Linked DNA regions of Homo sapiens: region 1 is linked to region 2. A link is an interaction called in ENCODE POLR2A ChIA-PET data of the cell type or tissue named here. Cell type or tissue: MCF 10A. All regions are shown on one strand.

What was found. ChIA-PET counts read pairs that join two places held together with the same protein. Peaks named below come from ENCODE experiments on the same cell type or tissue, not always from the same donor. Only the 100,000 strongest peaks of a DNase experiment are listed, where the experiment ranks them.
Region 1: POLR2A ChIA-PET joins it to region 2 with 5 read pairs; 2 of 35 experiments call an interaction of 5 or more read pairs at or near these places.

What each region holds. Positions count from the first base shown.
Region 1 is chr17:13,725,310-13,730,309 of GRCh38, reverse strand. No RefSeq gene overlaps it. Among named protein-coding and RNA genes, the nearest start is that of HS3ST3A1, 130 kb to the right of the region's middle. In MCF 10A, no CTCF peak of the experiment used is centred here; a DNase peak (open chromatin) is centred at 2,289.
Region 2 is chr17:13,929,282-13,934,281 of GRCh38, reverse strand. No RefSeq gene overlaps it. Among named protein-coding and RNA genes, the nearest start is that of COX10-DT, 140 kb to the left of the region's middle. In MCF 10A, no CTCF peak of the experiment used is centred here; a DNase peak (open chromatin) is centred at 2,321.

The DNA.
Region 1 (5,000 bases), 200 kb after region 2:
TTGTCTGCGAGTTTAGGGGCCACGTGGGTAATCCAGCATGTTCTTATCTCAAGATCCTTAACTTAATCATATCTACAAACGTTTTTCCAAGTAAGGTAACATCTACAGGTTCCAGGAATTTGGACATTGACATATCTTTTGGAGGGAGCACCATTCAACTCACTAATAGAGTATATGGATCTTCTTAGGTGAAGCTATTTCCAGCAAAATTGATGCTTAAATTCTTCCCCTCTGGCAGTCTCTTGACTCTTTTTTTTTTCCTGTTTATTTTTTTGAGTCAGAGTCTCGCTCTGTCGCCCAGACTGGAGTGCAATGGCGCGATCTCGGCTCACTTGCAACTTCCACCTTCTGGGTTCAAGTGATTCTCCTGCTTCAGCCTCCTGAGTAGCTGAGATTACAGGCATTGCCACCACACCCAGCTAATTTTTTGTATTTTTCAGTAGAGATAGGGTTTCACCATGTTTGTCAGACTGGTCTTGAACTCCTGACCTCAAATATCTGCCAACTTCGGCCTCCCAAAATGCTGGGATTACAGGCATGAGTTACCACACGCGGCCAGGCTCCTGACTCTTAAGGGGCCTAGAGGGGTCACTGTCTTGTGCTGCTTTATTTATACATAGCAAGCCCTGTGCCAACCCATGGACGGAAAGACAGAAGCCCTCACTCTGCAAACACTCCCTGGGAGCCCCTTGACTTTGTTCTAACAACTCTACACTCAAGCAAAGTCATTTATAGTTGGATTGGAATTGGGAAAAAGTACAAAAGACACGTAATCAGATTCATCAGCTATTCTACTTCACAGAATCTCACCTCTCCCCATCTAAAAAAGGTGATATTAATATTATGAAGAATAACTTTAAAAATGCTAAATCTGTAAAAGGGGACATTTGTTTACAAAAATATTCTGGCATAATGTACATATTTGGATATAATGAGTCACTAATTATTTGCTACTCTGATCTGTTTAACCAGAATATATACATGGAAATTAATGGCAAGTCTTTATACTACAATTCAAGTCAGAAAAAAAAAAAAAAACCCAGGCCAGTTAAAAACAAGGGGGATTAGAGAGTGGGGTTCTTTGGACATATTTTTCATCTAGAGAACATTTCCTGATCTCAGTTTACTTGACAAGTATCCATTGGTCAAATGGCAGGCAAGTTTACATCATTGGATATCATTTAATTATCTCCAGAGAAGATACCTTCTCTCCTGTACCTTCAAACTCAGTCTTGGAAAACAACATTTAGCACATTTAGTTAATGACCATGGAATGTCACTATAATATCATTTAATGGGAATGGAATCTGCTATAACCTCCCTCGTTAGTGACACACGGTGAAAGGTTAGTCATTCTGAACTCACTTCCCGCTGCTGTTAAAAGATTTTATAGTCCATGCAGCAAATGGAGATGCTGGTCAGAGAGCATTGACATTTGTTCTACTTTCTAATGCAGCAACGTGTCTTTCTTACTTTCCTGTCCCTCCTATTATCCTCTTTAGAAAACAATTTATTTCATTCTTTGAAAGCTCTAATTAAAAAGAAAAATGGTCAGGGCAATTTGAGCAAGCTCCATTGCCAATGAGGGTTTGGGAGTTTGAGGCAAAAGCGTAAGAATAGAGACTGCCGGAATCACTACTTATAATCTACTGTTCAGGTCATTAAACTATAGTGGGCAGTAAATATAAAAGGGATTTTTTGTTGTTGTTGTTGTTCAGGAAATAATATTTACTAGCAACAAATAGTTTTTAGAGCTGTCCTGACACGGCTGACTCCTAAAAGGGTAAGAGTAACTCACAGTCCTTTCCCCAAACACATTCATTGGTGCAGACGGCTGCCAATGTTGAGAAAAATGAACAGCATCAGGAGTTGAGAAAGATGAGTTTTAGTGAATGTTTTATAAAGAACATTCATGCAGAAAATCTTTCTTTAAAAAAATTTCATTCCAGCATTTTTCACAGCAGCCATGGTATACAATCAAGCTAAGCATCCATCAACGAATGACTGGATGAAGAAAATGTGGTATAAATGCACAATGGAATACTATTCAACCTGTAAAAGGAAGGAAATCTTGTCATTTGTGATAACATGGATGAACATGGAGGGCATCATATTTAGTGCAATAAGCCAGACACAGAGAGATAAATACTGCATAATCTCACTTGTATGTTGAATCTAAGGAAGTCAAACTTATAGAAGCAGAGAATAGAATGGTGGCTACCGGGGCTTGAGGGTGAGTAACTGAGGGGGTTGGGGAGATATTGGTCAAAGGATACAAAATTTCAGTTAGGCAACAGGAATAAGCTCAAGAGATGTATTGCACAACATAGTGACTATAGTTGATGACTTATATATTTGAAAATCACTAAGTGAGCAGATTTTCAGTGTTCTCACCACAAAAATATGTGAATTAGTGCATGTGTGAATTAGATCAATGCAGCCGTTCCACAATGAATACGTGTTTCAAAACATCATGTTGTACATAATTAATATATATAATCTTTGTCGGTTAAAAATAATTAATTTTAAAAAGCTCTGTTTAGTTTTTATTTACATAGCAAAGTGACCTCGCCTTTAAAGATGCTGTTGATAAACCAACTTTCAAAGCCTACAGTCATCCTTAGCTCAAAGCAAGTATTAGTGTTTGCTGGATAAAATGATGAATGTATTTTTCTGATTGCCTTAGAATAAATTCCAAGTCTTGTGGTACAACTGCAGTAGCATTGAGGTAGGAGACCAGCAGGACTTGTTTTCTGGTCAACCTTGCTGACCAAAACAGGATCTAGTCTAAACAGGATAAAGTGAAGAAATGGGTGGGAACGGATAGGCAGACACAAAAGTGATCCCTAGCCACCCTCATTGCTCATTAATATTAGACTTTCCCACCAGTACCCTGACCGTTTACAAATGACATGGCAATGACCGGAAGTTACCACTCTTTACCATGGCAATGACCTGGAAGTTACCATTCTTTTCCTAGAACGTTTGAAATAATCCACCTCTCAATTTGCATTAATACACCCCTTCATTTGCATGTAAATGAAAGTGGGTATAAGAAGGTATAGAGTTGCCAAGAGCCCATGGACTGCTGACTGTAGATGTACTGCCTATGGAGTTAGAACTGCTTCACAAGGAGCAGTGCTGTCAGAGGCGTTTGAACAAGAGTGACTCCATCTTGAATAGGGGCTGGGTAAAATAAGGCTGAGACCTACTGGACTGCATTCCCAGGAGGTTAAGGCATTCTTAGTCACAGGATGAGATAGGATGTCAGCACAAGATACAGGTCATGAACACCTTGCTGATAAAACAGCATGCAGTAAAGAAGCTGGCCAAATCCCACCAAAACCAAGATGGCGACAAAATGACATCTGGTCATTCTCACTGCTCATATGCTAATTATAATACATTAGCATGCCAAAAGACACTCCCATCAGTGCCATGACAGTTTATAGATGCCATGGCAATGTCTGGAAGTTACCGTATGTGGTCTAAAAAGGCGAAAATCCCTCAGTTCCAGGAATTGCCTACCCCTTTCCCAGAAAACTTAAGAATAATCCACCCCTTGTTTAGCATATAATCAAGAAGTAACAATAAGTATAAGCAGCTGAGCAGTCCATGCTGCTGCTCTGCCTATTGTAGCCATTCTTTATTCCTTTACTTTCTTAATAAACTTACTTTCATTTTACTCTATGTACTCACCCCAAATTATTTCTTGCATGAGACCTGAGAACCTATTCTTGGGGTCTGGATTGGGACCTTTTTCTGGTAACGGTACAATTCAATCAAAGATTGCTGTCTAAAACCACCTGCTTGCCCTGGAATTCTTTCCCTTGGCAAAGCCAAGAACCCTCCTGTACTAAGCTCCAATTTTGGGGCTCACATGTCCTCCATCAGTATCAGCCATTATCCTATAGCAAATGTTACTGCTGAAGAGCTAATTCTATCCCATCCCATACATTTAGTGACTGAAGACCTGATTCTTTTTTTTTTTTCTTTTTTTTTTGAGATGGAGTCTTACTTTGTCACACAGGTTGGAGTGCAATGGCACTGTCTTGGGTCACTGCAACCTCCGCCTCCTGGGTTCAAGTGATTCTCCCACCTCGGTCTCCTGAGTAGCTGAAATTACAGGCACCCACTGTCATGCCCGGCTAATTTTTGTATTTTTAGTTGAGATGGGGTTTCACCATGTTGGCCAGGCTGGTCTCAAACTCCTGACTTCAGGTGATCCGCCCACCTTGACCTCCCAGAGTGCTGGGATTACAGGCGTGAGCCACGTGCCCGGCCTTAAGATGTGATTCTCTTACAAGTTTCTTATAACTCTTTAGGAAAGGTAAGCTTACACATGTAATAATAATAAGGTGACAATAATGTAGAATCTGTTTTTAGAAGGGTGAAAGGCACAAGTGCAATCTAGATTTTTCAGAAAAAAAATGCTGGAGGGAGTTGAAAGGGTCAAAGTCTCTGGAGAGTGTGCGTTTAGGAAGCCAGGACAAGACGAGTCACTGGAAGGCTGTAGTCTGGCTCTGCCCTCTCTGGGGTATGCCATGTGCTTGTGCTCTAAGGATGTAATCAGTGTGGCTTTCTGTGAAGGGACTCCCTTCCTGGAGCCCCTGCTGTCCCCTTGGGGTGCCTTGCCTTGAAAAGCTTTTCCACTGGATACCTGTAAATTCTGTCAATTCCTTTCCTCAATTCCTGGAGTTTCTCTTCAAATGCCACCCAGTCAGTGGGGCCATCTCTCACCCCTTTATATAAAAACAGCAGACCACACCTTTACCCCAGCTTATCTGTCCAGCAAGCCCCATCCCCCTTGCCTTGAATTAGCTTTCTTTATTGAACTTTGCATCTTCTGCCATGCTACAGATTACACTTTTTATTTGTTTATGTCTGTCATTCCAGGAGAATGTAAGTCATTTGAGAGCAAGTACTTTGGTCACTGCCCTGTCTCCAGCACACAGAATAGTTATTGAAGACCCTCACTAACATTTTTTGAATAAATTAAT
Region 2 (5,000 bases):
TAGGAGTTGGTGGGATATTGAAACCAACAGACTGGTGCAGAACAGACTCAATGAAACTGGCAGAGACTGGTGCAGAAGGGACCCAATGAACCTAAGAGCCAAGGATTTCCATCCCGGAGAGATTCTGTTTAATTTAATAAAAAGCCAAGTTAAAATAGATAATCGGGCAAACATTCGATCTGGTTATTTCTGGCCCTGCCTCTGGCTTACCCTGTCTCTATGGTTTAGTGTGTGCATGTGTGTCTGAGTGTGTCATAAACCCTTGAAATAGGTTGCAAACAAGCTTATTACAAAGCAGGCTCCTATCTCCACTTCTACCTTTTGCTATTCCCCACCCAACTCCCCTCCCAACACATTCTATACTCTAACCTTTCTGAGCTACTTGCATTTCCCCAGATGGGCTGTGTGTTCCAGTTTTTTTCCGCAATCTTTTGCACATGCTGTTCATGCTGTTTACTCTCCTGTCCCTCCTTCACCTGGCTAACTCTAAACATTGCTCAATTCCTCAAATATTTTCATACCCTCTGGAAATCATTCCCTGGCACTTCGCACCTATCTCAACAAGAGTTACATTTAATAAACAGAATTGACTAGCTCATAAAGAGGAAGTCCATCATAGGACAGCCGTCAGTGTTGTTTGAAGCATTCTGAACATTCTTCTCTCATCACATGGAATGGCAGTTTTTAGTAACTTAACATGACTCTGTTTTAACTTGAAATTATATCACAGGCTTCCAGTCCCTTATATTAAGAAGCAGATATGGGCCGAGTGCAGTGGCTCACACCTGTAATCCAAGCACTTTGGGAGGCCGAGGTGGGCAGATCACCTGTGGTCAGGAGTTCGAGACCAGCCTGGCTAACCTGGTGAAACCCCGTTTCTACTAAAAATAGAAAAAAATTAGCTGGGTGTGATGACACGTGCCTGTAATCCCAGCTACTCGGGAGGCTGAGGCAGGAGAATCACTTGAACCTGGGAGGCAGAGGTTGCAATGAGCAGAGATTGTGCCATTGCACTCCAGCTTGGGCAACGAGATTGAACCTCCATCTCAAAAAAAGAAAAAAAGAAGCAGATATTATCTTTATCTTTCCTGTGCAGAGTGACTTACTATACATGTTGAAGTGCTCTGATGGAAGGAACAGAAACCTCTGAAAGGAAGCCGTCAAAGTAGGAACTGCCAACAAAAATGTGTTATATGAGTCTACACTGTAAGTTTATAAATCTTTTCTGCATATAGTTATTGCATTGAATCCTGATAACAGCCTCCAAAAGAGGCATATCATCATTTTACAGGTGATGAAATGGGGAGTGATTGAGGATTGGGGCCTAATAAAAAGCACCTGTCTGGAAGCCATGGCACCTGATGTTTCTGAGGTGTCACAGGAATAGAGTAGAATCACGAAAAGAGAGAGAACCTCCTCGCATCCGGCAGCACACCTAACGTTCATTGGCACAGTGGCCTCATCAGCACCTCTGACGTGATCTAACTATCCCTGTCTTCTTGTTTCCTTCAAGTCCTTCTGGAATCTCCTTTCTAAGATGGGAGTAAAGATACAAAGGAAATTGTTTGAAAGGAGTTAATTGTCTTTGCTTCTGATTACCTTCAATGGGTTTTTTTCAAGGGCAATGGGTTAATTATCAAGACACTAACCACATGCTACATTCCCTGGGTGAAAGACACTTTCCTTTTAACATGATTACACTGTGTTAATGATACTGATCATTCCTAGGATACTGCTAAAATAATTGTCTATGAGCAGGTTGCTCTACAGAAATATTCATGGAGCTTAGAGCATTAAACCTCCCAATTGCATATTAAAGAAAATTTTTCAAACCATAAAATTACTTAGCAAGAAAAAAATACATTAATTTAAAAATCTATACTTAGCCAGCCCAAAACTACACTAGAAATGTTCCAGAAGTGGCAATTTAAAGAGGTAGAAAATACCACACTTCTCTATGTGCCTCCAGTACCAAATAAAACTGTTTCTATTTACTCTGCAGGGTGGACTGGTGCTTTGTAAAGTTTGGTTTCTTAACAGCAGTAAAGGGAGTTCTAATTTGGCTTTAGGTCAACATGCACAAGATTCAGTTTGCCAGAAGCGGCTACTCAGTGACTCAAGACTCTAAACACATGAGGATCTGAGACCCCCACACTAAAAATTTGGAATAAAGACAGCAGGTTCTAAACTCTGACTTCAAGTCAAGTGCTAATAGTTAATAATGAGAACGACTCAGGCAAATTCACTTTTCCCAATACATTTAAGGAAGTGGTTCTCACACTTGAGCTTGCGTAAGAATCCCCTGGAGGGCTTATTAAAACACAGATGGCTGGGCCCCACCCCAGGCTGTCTGATTCACTAGAGCTGGGGCGTAGCTCAGGCATTTGCATTTCTAACAAGTTCCAAGGTGTTGCTGATGCTGCTGGTGTCAGAGCAACATGATGAAAACTACTGATTTGTTTAATGAAGACAGTTGATGCCAAGGACATAGTCATGATTATTTACCCCAAAGAGTTTGTTTACTCCTTCATCTGGTGGTCTCCTTATCCCCCAATGGGCAGATTTCCCACTTCATTTACTTCATTTTGTGCTCCATTTTAGCCTTTTTTTTTTTTTTAAACCATTGTCTACCATATTGGCTGTATTATTGTCAGTATTCAATTAGGGTCTTTTGGACTGTAACAACAGAAAAGAGAACTCAAACTGGTTTAGAAAGTTATTAAATGGATTTATGTCTAATAAACAGAATTTACTAGCTCATAAAGAGAAAGTCCAGGATAGGGTAGCCTTCAGTGCTGTTTGATGATGTCATCAAGGACCCATGTGATTCACTTCTGTTTTTTTGCTCTGCAAGCCACAGTTTTGGCTTCACTTTAAGACTGGTTCCGCTTGTGGTTTTAGGACAGCTGCTGGTAGCAATCAAGTTTACAAGTTGCTTGCTTACAACCCTTGGAAAAGTAACTTCCTGGGGCTTTCTTCAGAATAAAGAGAAGTTTTCCAAAGCCTCTGACAGGCCTCTCATTATGTCTCATTGTCTAGAAGTAGGTCACATGCTCAAGGCCAAACCAACCACTGACCAGGAGGAGTGGTTTAGCTTTAGCCCAGTCAGGCCTACCCCTGGATTTCAGAGTGGCGTCAAATTCTCCTGCGTCCTGTGATATGCATGATACAGACCTAAATGAAACTGGCATTCTCTTGGGAAGGAAGAGTGGAGAATGGGTGCTGGATTGCAACTAACGGCATCTACTACACTTTCCAGGTAGTTATAAAAGTAGATAGTTTTAGAAAATTTAAAAGCCATAGGAAAGAAAATATTTTGTATATTTACAAGGTATGAGGTTTTCCAGGGTGAGATTTAGCAAAGTTCATAGAACAATGGAACTCAATTCTGCCACTAGTAAGTAAGTTGCAGAGTTTAGTTTCAAATACAGGTGTATTTGAGTAAAGGCTTAAGCCTCCTCTTTAAACTTCCATTGCCTCATCTTTAAAATGGTGATAATACATAGTTTTTAGGGCTGTCAGGACTGGAAAGAATGAGTGCAGGGGAACTGGCACGTAACATGGGATCAGTTGATTGTAACCATCACTGTTTGTAATAACGGTGTATGTGTGTGTGTGTGTGTGTGTGTGTGTGTGTGTTGAGAGCTAGTACAGCAATTGACAATGTTTGGATGATCTCCATTTAGGGGAACAGCAAAGATCTGGTTTATTTAAACTGTTAAGCTTGGTATCAATCCTTGGCAAAATTCTGTATCTGGCTATATAACAATGGAAAATTAAAGAATTCAGCAATGGTCAGACAATGACAAGCATCCCCTAAGAAGGGATCATACAAACAGACTTCGTTTCCTTTTTGGATACCAAGTTGGTCTATATGGAGGCCATGTTCCCCAGAGTATGGTGTGTACACTATTAGAAGCATGTGGCTGTTCATTGATGTCACTCACTGAAATTGAGTGAGCTACTGAATTGAGCTGCTATTGGGATTAAATATACCACTGAAAATTCTAATTGTCAATGACCAAAAGATTGATCCTTTGGACACCTGAATCCTTTTTAAAGAAAGGGATTTTAGAGATCTCTTATTCTTAACAATAAAGAAAGGGATTTTAGAGATCTCTTATTCTTAACAATTGGTGGGAAGATCAAATTAAAAGAAGGAGCTATAATAGTGTCATGGCTACCCTTAAAAATTATCTTGACTAAGTCAAAGATCAAAAATCTGACCTAAAACAGTTACACTCAAACTGCCCACTTTGAACTCCATTCAGGATTAACATGGAGGCTAGTCCATTTTGTAGTTTGGTGGTTAAAATTCCCATCATGGCTTGGGTTGTCTTCCTAATGAGGAATCGGTCCCTTTTGGTTTGATATTTCTGTTGACTTGAAATATCAGCTGTTTCTCTCAGCTAAAATCTGGTAATAAATTACTTGAAAAAATTTTTAAAAAGAGTCCTACTGTTAGAAGTCAGCTTAATTAAAAGCTGATAGATTTATATAAAATATAAATATATATATTTACATATAAACACATACCTATACACATGCACATTTACATATAAAATATATATACATATACATATATAAATAAATATATATACTATATATAAATATATATATACACACATACATATATAAAATTTAAGTCCTTTCTGCTTTTTCTTTTTAGATCCTGTTTTGGAAACATTTTAGTGGACTAAAACATCTTTTTCAAAAAAAGAACACATGTGCTTAATGCCTCTGTTCATTTCCTTTCTTAAAAATTGTTCTCCCATTTTACTTTTACTCTTCCTACTTCTTCTTCCTCTTTGCCATATTCAGTATTGTTTGAAAAGATCTAGAGAAGACTCAGACCCCTTTAGGAACCCGGAAAAATGTATTACTCACCCCTTTTGTGGAGGTCTTCCATTTTCCTTGTGAAGATTCAAGAGTGATGGTCTTCTTGGGTCTAAAGCTCTGCCCTCTTTTGAATTGTTACCTAATCTCTTTGGCTTTTGTGG